Regions from separate parts of the Homo sapiens genome. Here region 1 is linked to region 2. Evidence: chromatin loops called from intact Hi-C (ENCODE). Cell type or tissue: heart right ventricle. All regions are shown on one strand. Links, peaks and the distances in the headings refer to the core of each region. The heading gives the core; the rest is flanking DNA.

Region 1 (9,850 bases), core at 1,273-9,272, 85 kb after region 2:
CAAACTCCACCTCCTGGATTCAAGTGATTCTCCAGCCTCAGCCTCCAGAATAGCTGGGACTACAGGCGCCAGCCACCATGCCTGGCTAATTTTTGTGTGTTTAGTAGAGGCGAGGTTTTCACCATGTTGGCCAGGCTGGTCTGGAACCCCTGACCTCAAGTGATCCACCCGCCTTGGCCTCCCAAAGTGCTGAGATTACAGGGGTGAGCCACTGCGCCCAGCCTCCCCTATTTTTTAACATTTAGATTGTTTCCAACATTTTGCTGTTATAAACCTCACAGTATGGTAATGAAAAGGAATGTACTGCAACCACACAAGAAAAACGAACGTCACAGTGTTGAATGAAAGAAGTCAGACACAAAACATACACAATATGATTTCATTTGTGTAGTATTCTCAAACAGATTGTCAAACCTAAAGCCCAGGCTTAGAGATGCATTCTTAGGAGGCAAGAGGACAAAGGCAAAAAGGACACGGTTACCCCAGCAGCAGGGTGGCTGTGTCCTTCAGGGCTAAAAAGGGTGCTGTGTTGGGAAGGACACTCAGGTGTACCTGGGGGCCAGTGATGTCCTGGCTCTTCACCAGTTGTGTTTTTTTGGGTGCTTACTTTATAATAACTATTAAACAGCACCTTTATGTTTTATGCACTTTTACATCTATATGTGCTGGCCGGGTGTAGTGGCTCATGCCTGTAATCCTAGCACTTTGGGAGGCTGAGGCAGGTGGATCACCTGAGGTCAGGAGTTCGAGACCAGCCTGGCCAATATAGTGAAACCCCATCCCTACTAAAAATACAAAAATTAGCTTGGTACGGTGGCAGACGCCTGTAATCCCAGCTACTCGGGAGGCTGAGGCAAGAGAATCGCTTGAACCCGGGAGGCGGAGGTTGCAGTGAGCTGAGATCGTGCCATTGCACTCCAGCCTGGACGAAAGAGTGAGACTCTGTCTCAAGAAACAAACAAACAAATACATATGCATGTGCCAAATCATGATAAAAAACATTAAAAATGAACAGAATGAAAATAGTTAACTAAAAAATTAACTAGAAATTTAAAGCCCAGGGTAAAACTAAATATGCCGAAATGTAAGCAAAATACTTGAAAAGGCACAAAACGATGCAATTCACCTTCATGCTGCATTAAAATTCTAATTTTTGAAAAATAATGTGGAGTATACTTTTAGACCAAATTGTCCTTTGGGCTGAATTGTTTCCTCTGCAGCTTGTTCTCAACCAAATTGTTTTCTGTCCAATTGCTTTTGTTTTTGAACCAGTCACCTGGATTTTTCCAAAACCCGGGTATTTTCTGTGGCCCTCACTGTACTGTACAATTCCGATGGTGATCAAGGCCAGTGATTAGTAAAAACCTCACTGGCTGTGTTTCATCACCTCTGCTTGGGGCCATATGATACTGGAGACTCTTGTCCTGCCTTAGCTCTGAGCCTAAAGTTCTCCTCTGTCTCTCTTAAAAAGTGTTAATTCGTTCGTTCATTCGTTCATTCATTCATTCATTCATTCATTCATTCATTCGCCCATCCATCCCCAAGTGGCCATCGCTGAGCACACACAGGCATGGTCCTGGGCATTGGGTCAGAGCCGCAGGGGGCCTGCAGGGTCTGCTCCGGCAGAGGTCCGTGTGAACATCAAGCAGGTAAAATACAAGGTGTCATGTGGTGATAAGAGAAAGTGAAATGCATCACTGCGCGGACAGCGGATAGAAAGTGACCAGGGAGCTGCGATTTTATACAGGTGGAGTCGGGGGTCCTCAAGGACACGGGGACGTTTGCACTGAGACCTGAGTGAAGCGCAGTCCGCCGCGAGGTGCCGGGGGGAGCGGCCAGGCAGGCTCCCCAAGTGGGGGCCCCCAGGTGTCCAGGGAAGAGTGAGGAGAGGGGTGGGGTGTAGACAGGGCCTGATCAGGTGGGGACCCGCCGCGGGGGAGGCCTGAGTGCTGTCAGCCGGACGGCATTCGCGGGAGGGCAGGATTTACAGGGGAGGCGGGGGGCGTGGGCAGAGCGGGAGACAGGGAGAGGACCTCGGAGGCTTCCGTGGGGTCCGGTGGCCCCGGAGGCAGGGCAGCCCCCTCCCTCGGGGCCTCTTCCTGAGACCAAAGGGCTCCACTCTGTAGGAGCAGCCAGCCCCCTTTCCTCCAGGGCGAGCTGCGGTATTCAGCACCGCCCTCCGTGGCTGCAAGCCTTCCCAGCCAGCCCGGAGCCTCCACTGATCCCTCCTAAAGGCATCTGGTCCAAGCTGCCCCCACTGCGGCCTGTCAAGCACTTTTGGATCCTGGTTCTGTCAGGCCCTCAGTGCCATCTGGCAACCACGGGGTCATCCCTAGATGTAGAGAATGTGCCATCCATACCCGACTGCAAATGGATGTATTGACGTTGAGTGGAACAGGCTGAGGACAGTGTCCCCTTCATGCCGCTGGACAGCTTCCTGCCGTGACCTGTCTCTGCTAATCAAACCTTGGTGGGGCCGAGGATGGTGTAATAAAATACTGAAATTTGCAAGCGATTAATTTTGATTGTTTGTTTGAGACAGGGTCTCACTCTGTGGCCCGGGCTGGAGTGCGGTGGTGCAATCGTGACTCACTGCAGCCTCCACCTCCCTGGGCTCAAGCAATTCTCCTGCCTCAGCCTCCCAGGTAGCTGGGACCACAGGCACAGGCCACTACCTCGGCTAATTTTTTTTTTTTTTTGAGAGACGGGGTCTCCCTCTGTCTCTCTGGCTTACTCCTAAAAAATCTGTAACATCCGATTCAAAGCTAGTTCCATAGAACCACTATTCTCATTTACTTGCAATCCAACGAACTTTCTCCAGTTGAGGAGAAAGGGTGGCATTCCTTCCTGTTTCTGGCAGGGGAATCAGACCCAGGTCAGCACTGCCACTGCCTCTGGCCTCTGCGGATATCCCCAAAGGAGCCCCAGTTCTTCTAGACAGGAGGGATTATTTCCAGCCCTGGGGCACCACCCTCCTAGTCCTTGGCAAGTTTGTTTCCATAACCAAACAAACAAACAAAAAAACCAAAAACCCCTCACATTCACCTTCCCTCTCCACACCCTTGACCCCAATAACCTCACTCCTGCTTAGTCAACCTCACTTCCGTCTGCTTGCAAAAGCATTTTTTATTTTACACTGTGATTCCGCATGGCAGTATCCTCTTGTTCTCTACAAAGGTGGATCGGAAGTAACTTCCAAAATTACAAATACTAAAATAGGAAAGATGTTGAGTAAAAGCCAAGGCCAGAGAAGAGACTAAGGGGAAACTGGGTCACAAACATGCACATTACAGGTTCTCACAAAATTACTAAAGGTGAAGTGTGAATTTGGCTCTGAGTTTCCTGACAGCCAAAGGGAGAAGAGAAAGATGATCTGTTGCATGATTCACTGTTTCCCTGAGGTAAACACACCTGTTTTTCAGGGGAAAGCAATGGGATTGCTGCAATGAGTTCCAAAAGAATACTTTTCCCTAACATTATAAAGTGTGGTGACAAGAAAGCAGGGCCAGGTTCCATCCTGATTATCTCTTTACTCTTCCACTGATACCTCTTCTGGGCCACACACTGTTCCATGCCCTGTGCTAGTCTGCATTGACTGGTAGCTTCTTTGACCAAAGTTATTAACTGCAAAGTAGCCAAGAATCATCACAACCTCTGCAGTTGCTCAGAGGTCATACTTGAAGTGTGGAGTTGTCCCCGTCTGGGTAGAGCTCTACCTACGGTTGTTCTGAATTTGCAGTGCAAAGGTACGTGTGAATGCGGGAACTGAAGTCATTTGGCCTCTTCTGATGAGATACTTGCAACATATGGGCATTTTAGCAAGGGCTTCCCTCTGTCTCTCTCTCTGAGCCACCTCTGTATGATCTGGTCTCTCTATGAGAGGAACTGCCCTGTAGGGCTGGCGGGGTCTTAGGGTCGTTTTGACCTTCCGAACAGCACATAGGTGAGATACTACCTGGAAAATAGCCACCCCTCCACTGTCAATGCCCACATTCTGTCCCTGAGTCACCCTCTGCTCCCCCTTTCGGTTTAACCACTTCCTGCCTACTGTTTGTTGTCTAAACAGCACAGTCAGAATGACATATTTGAACACTTCCCCACCCTCTAATGTAATTTTCCCTTCCAAGCTTATTTCTTCTCTGAGTGTTGGAATTTTGTATTCTGAAAATCCAAGTCACATGCCAGACAGTGTTCGAACGTTCTCTCCTTGGCTGGGAAAATGATTATAATTGCTCATATGTACTGAATGCTTTCTGCATGTCAGGCATGGGGAAAAGCTGTTTGCATACTTTACCTTACTTAATCCCCCTAGCAGCCCTGGGAAGTACATGCTGTTATTATCCTCACTCTACAGACCGGGTCAGCAGAGTCCCAGATACTTGCCTGGGGTCACCGAGGGTGTTAAGGGTGGAGTTGGCATCGACCCTTAGCTCCATTTGACCAGAGTCTGTGCACGTGACCATCACCCAGGACCACCTTCCGGGGTACCTAGGGGACATGGGCACTCCCCCTGAGTTTCTATTTCCACTTGGCCAGCCTATTGGTCTCTGTTGGTCATTACTGGCTCGAATGCTTCACAGCAATGGTTTTTTCCGCCTTCTGGGGGATGACAGTATCAGCGTGGCAAGGCGAGTGTGTTGGATGTTCTGCTTGTAACTAAACAGATACTGGTTCTCCCACGCCCACTGGTCCCTGTGCATGGCTGGGGGCTATCTCCAGGTGTCACCCAGCCCGGCTGTCTGGCTGGCCAATGGTGTTGGTTGGCCAGTGCCTTTCTCTCTTTCCCCTATCCCTAAGGCCCTCCCAGGTGCCTTCTCCTCCAGGATGGCTGCTTTCTTTGAAGGCAGACGTATTTCTGACACAGAGCTCCCTGCGTTGACTGTCTTCCTCACCTCTGCCCCCAGGCAAGGCCAAGAGCATCCTAGAAAAGCCCCTGCCCTTTTCTCCAGGGCCTGAGTGGGCCTCTCTAGCTCCAATACCCCCAGTCCACCCGCTCAGACCTGGCCTCAGGTGCATGCCCTTGGCCTCCGTCCTGGCTCTTCCTGTGGTCATCCCTTTGGATAAGATGGTTCGCCTGTCCCATTACATCCCTAGCCTGCCTTCACCAGACACGCTGCCTTCACCCACAGCCGGGGAGGCTCCCGGAAGCTTCAGCCAGTTAGAGCCTGCCCTGCCGTCTGCCTGAAAGTGGGTTAGTCACTCTGTCCCAACACAAAGCTTCCCTTTCCTCTGGGCAACATGTTCAACCCAGCCAGCAGCCAGCAGCCACATCTACCTCATCTAGTCTCCACAAGGACACTCGCAGAGGCAATGACTCCAGAATTCTGCATGGAACAGAGTGGGCAGGGAGCTGCCTCGCCACCCAGTTTGGGCTGAGCCCTGAACAATACTTCCTGCAGAGACCCTGCCTGTGGGACCCTTGGCCACTGGAAGCTGAATGTCCTTTACTTTTATATATATTTTAAAATAATTCCAACTTTTATTTTAGATTCAGGGGGTGCATGTGCAGATTACGAGGGTTTGTTTTTCTAGTTTTAGTTTTTTGAGACAGGGTCTCTCTCTGTCGCCCAGGCTGGAGTGTAGTGGTACAATCATAGCTCAAAGAAGCTTCGACCTCCTGGGCGCCCATCCTCCCATCTCAGCCTCCAGAGCAGCTGGGACGACAGGCCTACGTGTCCTTTATTGATGGGAAGGCCTAAGTGGGCAATGGGCCTTCCATAGTCTCTTGGCAGAGAGCCTTGGTGTGGCCCTCCTCATCTAGGTCATAGTGACATCGAAGAGGTGAGTCAAAGCTGCACTGGGTAATGGGGACTCCAGGGCCTAAGTAGAAGTCATGTACGGTAAATACTGGTTGAATAAATAAGTGATGTCACGGGGTTCGCCACCAAGACGACATGGGATAGAGAGAGTGTCTTCCTTTGAGAGCATGCTGGTTTATTCCCACTAGATCCCCAGGAGGATCAGCAGTAGAGGAGGGGGGGTCCTTCTTCACAATAGGCACAGAGGGAAGTTGAGATTGAGAGGACAGCCATGGCCTAGTAATTGTATTGTGAATTCCCATTTTTCTGCTCCACTGTCTGGAATATAAGGTCCCCTCCAAAGAAAATAGGTAGCCTCGTTCAAAGGCTTAAAAAGGAAAAGATGCCGTATATGGAAGACTGATGACAATTTGGCACAGCTCTTGCAAAAATTGGGGCAAGGGAGTGTGGGGCTCAGCAGCCCGGCTGCTGACGCTTCCAGTCCCACCCCTCACTAGCTCTGTGGGTTTGGGGCAAAATGCCTCACTTCTCTCTCCCTCAGCTTCCTTACCTGTGAAGTTTGGATAATGCTAGCGCTCCCCTCCCGGGGCCAATGTGAAGGTTCACGGAGGCCCTGCAGTGGCGCACCCAGCCCTTAGCACTCAGTAAATGTGGGCTGACCCTCGTTATGACATGGGCCCATACAGCATAACAAGTGACATTTTTTCATCCAGCTACTGTGAACAAGTCAGGAAACTTCGGAAATAAGATTTGTCATCTTGTGGGGGAGGCTATTTTATGTGAAAGCTGTCTTTCTAATTATCTACAGTTCAAAGCTTCCTCTCCGCAACCACAGTAAACAAGGGATCCTGATGCTTTAGAGAACGTAGCTTTTGTTGAGGTTGTGACCAATGCACTATTAGGTGGGTTCCATTTGGGGCTTGTCCACAGTGATGGATCCTAGAATCTCACATCCTAAAAGGGCCCAGCTGCCACCCCTACTCTTTGGAGAAAGCAGACAAGGCAGGCCACTTTCCAAAGTAGAAGTACCAGGAAGTTCCTTTTTCATCAGACCTGCAGGCAGAATGCCAATGCAGTTAACTTAAAAACCTTTCAAAAATTTTAGGTGGTTTTTAGAACAAGAAGTCATTGGTCAACAAGGAGAAAGACAACTTTTTCCTCCTCTTGACTCCGAAAAAGTGCTCTCCTGGTGTAACAAAAACAGGAAGACAGACTGCACTTGGCGAACTTGCCATGATGAGGACTTGAGCGCCAATGAGACTCACGCTGGAAAGGTGGCAGCATGAGGCAGGGGTTTGTGTGCTGTTCTTAGATGTGTCCTCACCTCTAGGACGGAGCCTGATATGGAGCAGGTACTCAAGCCGTATTTGTTCAGTGAATGAATAAATGTATACTAACCAGATGGGTTAGTATGTAAAGGAACGGACATCCTCAGCCAATGCCTCTCTCCTCTCAGTGAGTTGTGCAATCCACAAGGTCTTTCCTTTGACATGCCCCAGGTCCAGGCCACACCGCAGCCCCACGAAGCTGGACTCTGCCTGAGCACCTGCCTCACTGCCCTGGATGTTCTCCTTCCCAGCAATGCTCCTTTCCCAGCAAACACTCACTCCTCCTCCAGGGCCCAGCTCGAATGCACCACCTCTAACTTCTCATGGAGCTTTCCCACACAACTTTATTCCACAACTAATTACACTGCATTAAATTGTGTGCATATCTTTCCCAGCAGGCTACAGGCTGCTCAAAAGATGCAGAAGTCTTGGCAGTGCTTACAGCCTGCATCATTAGAGGCACCCAAAACAAAGGGCAAGTCAGCCAAGAATGAGTCAACGAGCAGGTGAAACCAGTAGGTGGGATGATGGGGCAGTGGAGAGGGTGGGACTGTGGCTAATTCTGATCAACAAATGGGCTCAACTGGAGCCACACAATCTCAATCCTCATCACAGGCTCCAAGGGCTGAAAACTTTTAGCTAGTGAAGTTTCCCTTAAATTAAAAGAAAAAAAGAAATCTGATGAACGCAGTTCTGCAAGGACAACCACGAAAGGGTAAATTGTGATACAAAACATCAGAAAGACCAAAATTTCTTTAATAATGAAATAATTTATTATTTGTTAACAGTTGAACAATACAGTTTACATATACACAGCAAAGATTCTCTAAAACATGTAGTAGTTTCTAAAAATGCATGTGCTAACTGTAGTAAAAAGCACCATTCTCTATGATCTTGACACAGGATTTACATTGGCGTCATATTTACATAAAGAAACATCTGGAAACAGAATAGCATACCCTTTCATCTGCTGCTCCCCTGTCAGGCTGTGTGTAGCATTAGGAAGATGGCCCCCCAAAAATGATGGTAACAGCAATATTCCAAGAGCACCAATTCTAGGGATGGGGTAAAGGCAAGTTTGGTTGTCAGGTAAAAGCTAAAATGAAGAATGCTCCCTCAACTTGCCACCCCACAGAGAGAAGAAATCAAAATGTAAAAATCTGGATAAATCTTAACATTGGGTGCCTTATGAATTCTCACTTTATGATTTTGAGAGAAGGTCAAATACTCAATCTCTTCAGCCATTCAATAGCTGAATCTAGCAGTGCCTGTCAATTTCTTCTTTCAGAAGAATCTGAGAAAATCATCCATGTAATATTGATAATGAAAAAAACCATGATAAATCACCTATTGCACACCCCACCCTCTAACCCAGTTATCTTTGAAAGCAAAGCATCCTACAGTCTATAGAGATCAGAGGATGTAGAATGAGAAACCACCTCATCGAAAAGGGTCTTTGGGTTGTCTTCTACCAGGAAGAGTTTTTAAATAGGAGTAGCCAGCTACTAGACACGCTAAACACACTGCATCAGAGTCAAACATAGAAAAAGAATAGATTGACATGCAAGAAATTGCGTTTAGCCTTTTACTACCTGATGTTCAACACTCAGGGAAGGCAAAGGGGGACAGACAAACTTGGGGAAACAAAGAAGAAACAGAAAAGACCAGGATGTTAAAGTCTCCTGTGTGGTTCATGAAAAAATAGAAAATAAAAAAAGACCAAGACTTGGGGGAAGAAATAGACTGTAAAGGACAATGATAGTGGTATTCTCGCCAATACAGTATGGTATAAAAACCTAAATAATAATATGTGTGTGTGTGTGTGTGTGTGTATATATAGATACTTTTCAAAAATAAGTTCTCTCTTGAAAGGATGGGGAAGAGGCAAGAAGAAATAAGCCCACAAAATCTATTCTCAAGCTCCAAGATATTGCTAGATGGTTATTTTGAGCATCACAATCCTACCTAGTTTACACTTTTTTCTTATCCCCCAGGATTTGCTCTTGGCCGCTTTGGGGATGCAGAAGAGAGGCCCATAGGAAACTCAGGTTGAGGCCCCTTTGTTGCTTTTGAAAAAGTAGAGGTTAAAGGAAAATGCCCACCTTAAAAAATAAAAACAAAACAAAACACTCAAGTGGCCAACTGCAGGACGAGGGCCTACTTAATGTTCAGTTCTGAATCAACACTGAAATTATTTTCATCTTAGGTTGACAGGGAAAATCTAGGTCCTGCCTAAAAATGTGATGCATTTTGAATCACTAAACTAGCATTAGGTGTGTGACTACAGAAAGGAGCCAGCAGTTGCTATCAGCACCTTGAAGAATTCAAGATCTCTGCTTAGCAAAAGAAAACCAAAATACAGACGACCTGGGTGCTCGGCCCACCATTCAAAGCCAACAGGGGATGGAAAGCTATGTTTTCAGGATGTTACAGAAGCACACATATATATTTTCCCACTGCATGAAATTAAATTAGACTGCGTACTCTTATTTTTCCCACTTGCGTTATGATGGTATCAATAAGAGTGCAGTTTAGATTTTTTTAGTTTTTTAAAATCAACTTTCACATAAAAATATGCATGTGCCTATATTTATACACATCTGTATTTACGTACAATTGTCAAAGTCTTAAAGGCTGGGGTTTATATCTCTGCCCATCCCCTCCCAACCCCAAAATCCCTAATAGAAAGGTTTTCATCTTGCTTAAAAAGACAAAACAACTAAAAAGACTATAGCTCTTAGCAGTCAGGCTGGTGGATCAGTG
Region 2 (9,850 bases), core at 1,017-9,016:
GATTTCCTACTGGCAACCTGGATCTCGCCCAGAGAGGGCCCCTACTTTATAGGTCCGCTGTAGGAGGCTCTTCACCTCCCTTCCTTCTCATTGCTTGGATTCTAAATCCGGAACTTCTCTGGCACATCTCTGGTTTTTGCTTACACAGCCTGGCCCTGCCCTCTGGCTGTATGCCATTTGTGATTTTTAGCCCTGCTGGAAGTTACACTCTCTACAAGGGTAAAGCAAACTGGGAGGTGCTGGTTCTGGCTCCAGAGGGACTGGGGTCTGGGGCCTGTCACCTGGTCCTGCCTGTGTTTCCTGGTGAGTATTCTTGGCCGCCTTTTTACCCTTAGCACACCAACTCAAAGCCCATAATTCTGACTGGGTAAGGATTAGAAGAGACTACCTTCTTCAGAGGGTCTGTGGGGGCAGGAATGTTAGTGCTTTGGAAGAAGCTCCTGACAGCAACCGCCACATCCTGCCTTGGGAGAATTGTTGGTCTCATACAGATGATCTAACAGTTATATTGGAGGTGTCTGTGGGCAGTGGTATCATACCACAGAAGGATTTCCCACCAGGTTCTTTAAGTATTGGACCTGCTTTTCAAAATAAAATCTGATTTTCTTTCTTTTTTTTTTTTTTTGAGACAAAGTCTCGCTCTGTCGCCCAGGCTCAAGTGCAGTGGCGCAATCCCTGCTTAGTGCAACGTCCACCTCCCGGGTTCAAGTGATTCTCCTGCCTCAGCCTCCTGAGTAGCTGGGACTACAGGCATGCGCCACCACGCCTGGCTAATTTTTTGTATTTTTAGTAGAGACGGGGGTTTCACCATGTTGGCCAGGCTAGTCTTGAACTCCTGACCTCAGGTGTTCTGCCCGCCTCGGCCTCCCAAAGTGCTGGGATTATAGGCAGGGTTTGCAGTGAGCTGAGATCATGCCATTGCACTCCAGCCTGGGCAACAAGAGCGAAACTCCGTCTCAAAAAACATATAAATAAATAAAAGATAGCCAGTGTCTTAGGGACAGAAGCATTGCTTTCCTTTTTTTTTTTTTTTTTTTTTTTATGAGATGGAGTCTCGCTGTCGCTCAGGCTGGAGTGCAGTGGCACGATCTCGGCTCACTGCAGGCTCCACCCCCCGGGGTTCACGCCATTCTCCTGCCTCAGCCTCCCGTGTAGCTGGGACTACAGGCGCCCACCACCTCGCCCGGCTAATTTTTTGTATTTTTAGTAGAGACGGGGTTTCACCGTGTTAGCCAGGATGGTCTTGATCTCCTGACCTCGTGATCTGCCCGCCTCGGCCTCCCAAAGTGCTGGGATTACAGGCGTGAGCCACCGCGCCCGGCCAGCATTGCTTTCCTTAATCACATTCTCAGTGTCAGAAGACTGCCAGTGAGTGTATGGGAATTGTTTCAGGCTTGTTACATAGGCTTTACTTAGAGCTGGAGAGTTGATATAGAGAGATATAATAGAAATTTATTTAAAACAAAAAATGGCTGTGGCCAGTTCTTCTTCTAAAGAGGGGTGGCTTAATTCATATTCATAGGGGAAAAAATTATTCCATTCCCTTTACCACTACAGAATGGTGGTAGTGAGTGAAAGTTCAAAACTTCTTTTTGTTCCTCGGTGCTGATCAAGGGTAGAAAGGGTAGAACCTGGAGTGGATGGTTCATACTATGGGTGACTCCAGCTATGGGTCATTGGAAGTCAGAGAAAAGGGAGTGGAGAGCTAAGTTGTTTTGAATAATGTAAGGGGGATTTCTCTCCCGCCCTAATACACAAACACAATGTGAGAAGCATTTGAAGAGGATAAAGGGGCCAAGCAGTGTGGTAATAACCCCTCAGTCTTTTCATACCTTCAGGAAAGTCTGATGGGCACACAGTGTTTTGAGTGAGTGCATATATGTGTGTGTGTGTGTGTGTGTGTGTGTGTGTGTGTGTGTTTTCTGTTTGATAAAGCATGGAAAAGGGGGACTGAGTCCTGTATCTGGGACAGCTTAGAGCAGAGGAAGAGATCCGCCTCAGGAGGTGAGAAGTGAGTGAGATAAGAAGTCCAGCAAGAAATGGAGTCAGAGCCAAAGGGACTATGAAGAGCATTAGCTCCTGGGATTTGCAGAAATTCTGGGAAGGCCTTTGGACTTCTCATAGAACTTGGGATAGGGAGGTTCAGGGAGTTTTTAAAACATGCCCAAGGACAGGGTGGTTGTAGCTGATATCTGATTGCTGTAGTGCTGTGTAACTCATACAGTGTTTAACAGTGGTCCCCAAGATCCTGCTCTGTGTATGCTTCAGGAACCATCATGTTATTCCTCTCTCTATTCAGACTCCAAAGGGGGACAGCAAACTTCCCAACAAAGGACTTTGTTATACTCTTCCTGCCTTATGAGTTACACAGAACCTGAGGATGCTAGTTAAAAAAGTCGGAGAGCTGCAGCCTCCTCAGCCACACCATTGCTGAGTAGGATATATCATTAGGGGTAAAGAGGTTGGGCAAAGTCTTACACAAAGTCTTGGGACTTGAAGACTGCTCTCAGCAAGGACCTAAGCAAAATAAATTTTTTTGAGATAGGATCTCACTCTGTCACCCAGGCTGAAGTGCAGTAGTGCAATCATGGCTTACTGTAGCCTTAACCTCCTGGGCTCAAGCAATCCTCCTGCCTCAGCCTCTTGAGTAGCTGAGACTACAGGTGCATACCACCATGGCCAGATCATTTTTTTTTTTTTTTGTAGAGACCAAGTCTCGCCAGGTTGCTTAGGCTGATCTCGAACTTCTGGTGCTCAAGCAGCCCTCCCGTGTTAGCCTCCCAAAATGCTGAGATTATAATTGTGAGCCACCACACTTGGTCTTAAGCAAATATTAACTCCAATCACTATCCTAAGCCAAGGTGTCTGAGCAGCTGAGGGAGGACCAGAGTGAATGCAGCTAGTGCCACACTGAACAAACCACTCTTGCTCATTCCTTAGGGAGGAGGACCTGGTTGATAGAAGAATTTATCTCGTAGTCTTAACATCCACTGTAATTCCAAACTTTGAGGACGATAGAGATCAGTGGGCTTTGACTGCCCAGCATGCAGTCTCCATTCTTAGGTAAGAACACTTTGATTTTCCTTTTGGGTACCACATCCTTCCCCACTCTCAGACCAGATTCTGGTGGGATAAGTCCCTTGGAGGACACATGACTGTGGTCAGAGAATAGCAATTGACGTGGGCATGGTTCCAAATCCAGGCCAATCACGACTCTGGATTTCTGTTGGAACTGTTAAGAAAGTGACCTCATTTCTTTTCCAGGTGGGTTCCCAAGCCTGTAAAATGTAAGCCTTATGCTGCTGAGGGCCATCTTGCCACCCTGAGGGAAACGCTGCCTGAGAATGAAACAAGCATAAGTAAAAGCTGAGCTGTGAGATGGAGCAAGATGAAGGCCACATGACATCTTTGGAGCACCTGGATCTAACTGTGCCTTAAGCTAGTCTAACCCTGAACATTTCATCATTTCATTGACATGAGCCCAGGTTTTCTTTTTTTTTGGATGGAGTCTTGCTCTGTCGCCCAGGCTGGAGTGCAGTAGCTCAATCTCGGCTCACTGCAAGCTCCACCTCCCGGGTTCACGCCATTCTCCTGCCTTAGCCTCCCAAGTAGCTGGGACAACAGGCGCCCACCACCACTCCCAGCTAATTTTTTGTATTTTTAGTAGAGACGGGGTTTTACCATGTTAGCCGGGATGGTCTTGATCTCCTGACCTCATGATCCGCCCGCCTCGGCCTCCCAAAGTGCTGGGATTACAGGTGTGAGCCACTGCACCCAGCCCTCAGGTTTTCCCTTTTTTTACCCCTCCTTTTGAAAATTTGATGTGGAATTTTGCCACCTGCAGCCAGAAGAGTTTTAACTAATCAGTGCCATAAATTTTATATAGTTCTCCTTGCAAAATGTGGATCAGCCTTTCTCAGCAAATCCTTTGTCATAAAGTGCTGAATTGTAAGTTTGTCATGAGAATCACATGAGATCATGCATGTGAAGAACCTGGCATTATCCTCCTCATAGAAAAAAACCAGTAAATATTAACTACAGGAAGCAAGGAAGGAGTGGGGTGAGGGGAAGAAGAAGGGGTACTGATTTAAAAGAACCCTGGAGTCCTAAGGATAATCTAGGAACCCTCAGACCCAATCCGATACCCCTATTCTAAATGCTCCTAGTGCCCTGTACCTTCCCCTCATAAGCCTTCATTATCATTGTAATGATATGTTTATGTAATATTTTGATTAATGTCTCTCCTTCACTGACCTAGCAGTTCTAGCAGGGCAGTGATTTTGCTGTGTTGCATCCCCAGCACCTAGTCTGGTATGTGGCATTCAGCATATGTTTATTGAATGAATGGCCATGTGGTTATTCAGATCCTCCTTGATTATTGGGGTTAGGATTGTGGCAGAAGTGGCAAAATCAGGGAGAGTAGTCCCTGTCCCCTCTGTATCTTATACACTGCCCACACTCCCAACACACATACACATACAGAGAATTTTGTCTCAATTAGATAATTAACTTCTGCTTGGTTGTAAACCAAACCACTGGTTCTTAAACTTTCATTGGATCATTTTATTGAAGAATTAAATAGTGTGGTTCTGGCCTAATGTCTGGAAAGCCTTGCAGAGGAGTGGATTAGGTCTTTGTGATAAACAGGCAGCCTTCCCTGCTCCTGTGTCTTTATAAAATCTATTTAACTGGAGTAGTCCACCCTCCCTCAGGCTCTTACAGGAATATGTTGGAGGCTGTAGGAAGGTGGGAAACCGAGAGGGAAAGGACTGGGCCGCTGGAGACTTCACTCATTCCCTAGCAAGAAACAAAAGCAGTAAAAGGTGGCCCGAGGACAACCTGAAGCTCACTCCTTCAGCACTTTTGGCTGGAGGTCACTTGTTGGAGCCCCACTCAGAGCTCAGCACACCACCCCACCAGCAGCCTCCTCCTCCCAGCTGAGGCTGCATTTCATCCCTTCCCCCAGCCTGCTTTCCCTGAGATAGGGGAGTGTTTCCCAGGGCCCATGTGACTTCCACTGGCAAGTGACGATTACCAATGGTTTACTAGTCAGTGAAACTACCAAAGGCTTTTGTGCTGTAGTAATCCTTTTCCTGTTTAAAACTCTGGGGATTTTCTAATGTTGCCAATAGTTTTTCAAGTCAGCAATTACTGTGTGGATTATGTAATGGCTCGGTATTAAAAATAGAAAAGACTGGAGTTTGCATCTATTTTAACCAAATCTTGAAAACAGAGCAAAGGGAGGGGAAGGGTGGAGAGGGAGAGACCAGAGGAGGAGGGAGAAAAAGAGATCATGTGACTGGATAAGACAGCTCACAATTCACTGTGCCTTTCTCCCACCATTTGTGGCCCAAGGACCTGTACTCCCTCCTCAGCCTCCTCTAGGGAGGGGTCCTTGATGAGAATTCTGAGGACACAAGACCCCTTGTGGATATTTCTTAGCTCAGCCTTGGTGTGCTTACCTGCTTCTGACAAGCAAAGTGGCCAAGTAGGGGAGGGAGTTGAATCTGATGTCCTCCACTAAGTCCAGGACTCCTATTTTGTTTTGTTTTGTTTTTGAGACGGAGTCTTGCTCTGTCACCAGGGTGGAGTGCAGTGGCACAATCTCGGCTCACTGCAACTTCTGCTGCCTGGGTTCAAGTGATTCCCCTGCCTTAGCCTCCTGAGTAGCTGGGACTGCAGGTGCGCACCACCACGCCTGGCTCATTTTTTGTATTTTAGCAGAGATGGGGTTTCACCATGTTGGCCAGAATGGTCTCAATCTCCTGAGCTTGTGATCCACCCACCTCAGCCTCCCCAAGTGCTAGGATTACAGGTGTGAGCTACCGTGCCTGGCCGAACTCCTGTTTTTGTTTTTGTTTTTATTGCCAATGTCTTTGCACTCAGCTTGTTTCTCTTGCTGGAATGGTAGTCAGGGCGTCACTTATATGTCTTTAGCATCCCAAATTTCTGTCAGTCCCTTGGCCAAAGTTATTCCAAATAAATATTCAATGTAATTACCTGCCACTTCCCTGCCCCAATCCTCTTTCTGCTGGATTGCCACTCCTAAGCCCCAGATACAGAAATTGCAGGCTTACAATGGGTTTGCTCTCGAATGACATCACACCAGTCCCCTACCCCCTACTCTGAGTTGAGGGATATTTGTATTTTAACAGAGAGCCATTGAGTAACTTTAGGGCCTCTCTGGTGGTGGAAGTTTAGGTGCCAGGGTTGATATTTTGGGAAGGAGAATTTATTTTATTTATTTATTTTTTTGGAGACGGAGTCTCTCTGTCGCCCAGGCTGGAGTGCAGTGGCACGGCCTCAGCTCACTGCACCCTCCGCCTCCTGGGTTCAAATGATTCTCCTGCCTCAGCCTCCCGAGTAGCTGGGACTACAGGCTCGTGCCACCACGCCTGGCTATTTTTTGTTGCGTCATCCCATGGTGGAATGTAGAAGGGCAAGAAAGTATACATGCGCAAGGGAGGAGGGGGCCAGACTTATCCTTTTATCAGGAACCCAGTCTTGTGACTATGACATGAATCTATTTGTGAGAGCACAGCCCTCATGACCTAATCACCTCTTAAAGATCCTACCTCTCAACACTGATGCATTGGGGATTAAGTTTCCAACACATGAACTTTGGTGGATGCATTCAAACCACAGCACCAGGGTTCCTACTATGTCACCTCCAGAGGCACCCAGAGAGGAAGGTTTTGAGTTAATCACATCATAATTTATAGCCCTTGAGCCATCAGAGAGCCCATGCAGAGAGCACCCTATTTCCTAGGTCTCAGGTGGCATGGAGGGGTGAGTACGTTGAAGAAGGTGCTTGCTAATTTCCAAAGACTCAGCGCAAATAAGTTCAGTGGGGTTCATGGGAGAGAGACCTGAAATGAATCAATTGTGGGTAATACTAGAAAGTTGTCTTCTCGTCATTACTTCCATCTATTTCCACACCTACCCCATCACACTCCGTTCTCAGTATCTTCATCTGTATTGGGGTGGAAAAGAGTGCCAACAGCTCAGAATAATGCTGGTTCTAGCTGCACCCAGCCTCACCCAATGTGGCCCAACCTAGTGGAACTGCAGTGAAAGGAAGCGAGAGTTCTAATTATGGGTTTTAGGTATCATTTCACTAGATATGTTGGAGGATCTGAGGACCTTTCTTAGGGACCTTTAATTACAGTACCCTGGACTGGGAAGTGCCCATGATGTGGCACCTCTTTCTTACCCTGTAGGGTTTTCTTGACTACATAATTGAACATACTTATGGGGGTACATGTGATATTCTGATACATACAATGTATAATGACCAAATCAGGTTAATTAGCATATCCATCACCTCAAACCCTTGTCATTCCTTTGTGTTGGTAACATTCTAAATCTTCTAGTTATTTTGAAACATGACAGATTATTAACTGTAGTCACCCTTGTGTGCTATTGAATACTAGAACTTATTCCTTTTATCTAACTATATGTTTGTAACCATTAACCAACCTCTCATCAGTCTCTCTCCTACCCTTCCTGGCCTGTAGTAACCACCATTTTACTCTCTACTTCCATGAGATCACCTTTTTTGTGCTTGATTTATTTCAGTTAACATAATGGCCTTGGTTTTATCCATGTTACTGCAAATGACAGAATTTCATTCTTTTTTAGGCTGTATTTGTATATATACCACATTTTAATCCATTCTTCTGTTGATAGACTCTTAGGTTGATTCCACATCTTGGCTATTGTGACTGCTGCTGCAGTAAACATGGGAGTGCAGATATCTCTTTAATATACTGATTTCCTTTCTTTTGTATGTATTATGCCTAGCAGTAGGATTGCTGGATCATATGGTAGATATATTTTTAGTTTCTTGAGGAACTTTCATACTACTTTCCACAGTGGCTATACTAACTTACATCCTGCTCCACCCCCCGCTTTTTTTTTTTTTTTTTTTTTTTTTGAGAGACAGGGTCTTGCTCTGTCGCCCAGGCTGAGTGCAGTGGCCAGGATCTTGGCTTACTGCAGCCTGGACCTCCCAGGCTCAAGTGGTCCTCCCACATCAGCCTCCTGCGTAGCTGGGACTACAGGTGCACATCATCACGCCCAGCTAATTTTTTAATGTTTAAATTTTTTGTAGAGGCGGGATCTCACTATGTTGCCCAGCTGTTGTGAAAATCCTGGATGCAAGTAGTCCTCCTGCCTCAGCCTCCCAAAGTGCTGGGATTACAGGCGTGAGTGTCCACACCCAGCCTGCTATAGCTTTGTAGTATGTTTTGAAGTCAGGTAGTGCGATGCCTCTAGTTTTGTTCTTTCTGCTCAGGATTGCTTTGGCTATTTGGGGTCTTTTGTGGTTCCCTAGGAATGTTAGGGTTGTTTTTTCTATTTCTGTGAAGAATGTCGTTGGTATTTTGGTAGAGATTGCATTGAATCTGTAGATTGCTTTGGGTAATATGGGTATTTTAACAGTATAAATTTTTCCAATCTATGAGCATGAGATATCTTTTCATTTTTTGTATCCTCTTAAATTTCTTTCATCATTGTTTTATAGTTTTTATTGTAGAGATCTTTTACTTTGGTTAAATTTGTACCTAAGTATTTTATTTTATTTTTTTTTGCTATTGTTAGTGGAATTCCTTTCTTGATTTTGTTTTGTGATTCTTTGCTGTTGTATAGAAATGCTACTGATTTTCGTATGTTGGTTTTGTATCCTGCAACTTTACTGAATTTCTTTGTTGACTTCTAACAGTTTTTTGGTGGAGTCTTTAGGTTTTTAGGTTGTTGTAAACAAGAATAATTTGACTTCTTCCTTTCCAATCTGGATGCCCTTTATTTCTTTTTTTTTTTTCTGATTGCTCTGGCTAGGACTTCCAGGTCTATGTTAAATAAAGGTAGTGAAAGTGAGCATCCTTTTCTCATTCCATATGTATATATATTATTATTTTGAGATGGAGTTTCACTCTTGTTTTCCAGGCTGGAGTGCCCAAGTGATTCTCCTGCCTCAGCCTCCCAAGTAGCTGGGATTACAGGCGTGCGCCATCATGACTGACTAATTTTTGTATTTTTAGTAGAGACAAGGTTTCACCATGTTAGGCTGGTCTTGAACTCCTGACCTCACGTAATCCACCCACCTTGGCCTCCCAAAGTGCTGGGATTATAGGCATGAGCCACCGTGCCTGGCTGTTGTTCCATATCTTAGAGGATGACTGGGAAGTGCCCATGATGTGGCATCTCTTTCTCATCCTTACAGGTTTTTAGTTCTCTGATGCTAGATTCCAATCCATATTCTTACCAGAGGCTGACTTTGGTAAGGAGCACAAACTTCTGGTATGGTCCATATTTTAATTCTTTCAACCCATTGTGTCCATTAATGCATTTGGACATGCCTGGTCAAGTGTCCTGGCCTTTGGTATGGTCACAGCCATTGCAGCATCAGTATCTGTGTATCTGGATAGTCAGGCTACTCCAGACCATTTGTGTCAGCAGAAGCTGGAGTTCACAGAGAGTATCTGCTCTCCAAATCTCACCCCACCTTCCAGGCTTTGAGCAAGGTAGATGGTTTACCAAAGCACCTGCCTGAGGGGCTGCTAAGGGCTAGCATCAGTCCAGGAGTAAATCATTGGCACGATCCACAAAAGAATCCTTTCTACATAAACCCAACTCTCTGTTGTGGCCTCCTTTCCTCCCACCCCATGGATAGAACCATAAGGAGACATCAGAACTTGACCACAGCAATGTTGGGTACACTGGTCATCTCCATCCTTTTCTTTCCCTTCTCTTCCTCCTCCTCCTCCTCCTCTTTTCTCTTTTTCTCTCTCTTTTTTTCCTTTGGAGATGGAGTCTTGCTGTGTTGCCCAGGCTGGCCTTGAGCTCCTGA

The links. Peaks named below come from ENCODE experiments on the same cell type or tissue, not always from the same donor. Only the 100,000 strongest peaks of a DNase experiment are listed, where the experiment ranks them.
Region 1: it touches region 2 in a loop (1.8-fold over the local background); 3 of 110 quality-filtered maps call a loop at or near these places.

Annotation. Positions count from the first base shown.
Region 1 is chr2:69,940,933-69,950,782 of GRCh38, reverse strand. It overlaps MXD1 (MAX dimerization protein 1), which reads right to left. Exons shown (of 6, transcript NM_002357.4): 6 at 7,838-9,850. It also overlaps a transcript of ASPRV1 not described here. Among named protein-coding and RNA genes, the nearest start is that of ASPRV1, 16 kb to the left of the region's middle. RefSeq lists an enhancer at 3,101-4,300. In heart right ventricle, for the core only: no CTCF peak of the experiment used is centred there; a DNase peak (open chromatin) is centred at 5,142; H3K27ac peaks cover 1,264 bases.
Region 2 is chr2:70,025,346-70,035,195 of GRCh38, reverse strand. It overlaps PCBP1-AS1 (PCBP1 antisense RNA 1), which reads left to right. Exons shown (of 11, transcript NR_033872.1): 7 at 2,941-3,063. It also overlaps a transcript of ASPRV1 not described here. Among named protein-coding and RNA genes, the nearest start is that of PCBP1-AS1, 57 kb to the left of the region's middle. RefSeq lists an enhancer at 5,234-6,105. In heart right ventricle, for the core only: no CTCF peak of the experiment used is centred there; a DNase peak (open chromatin) is centred at 4,955; H3K27ac peaks cover 2,739 bases.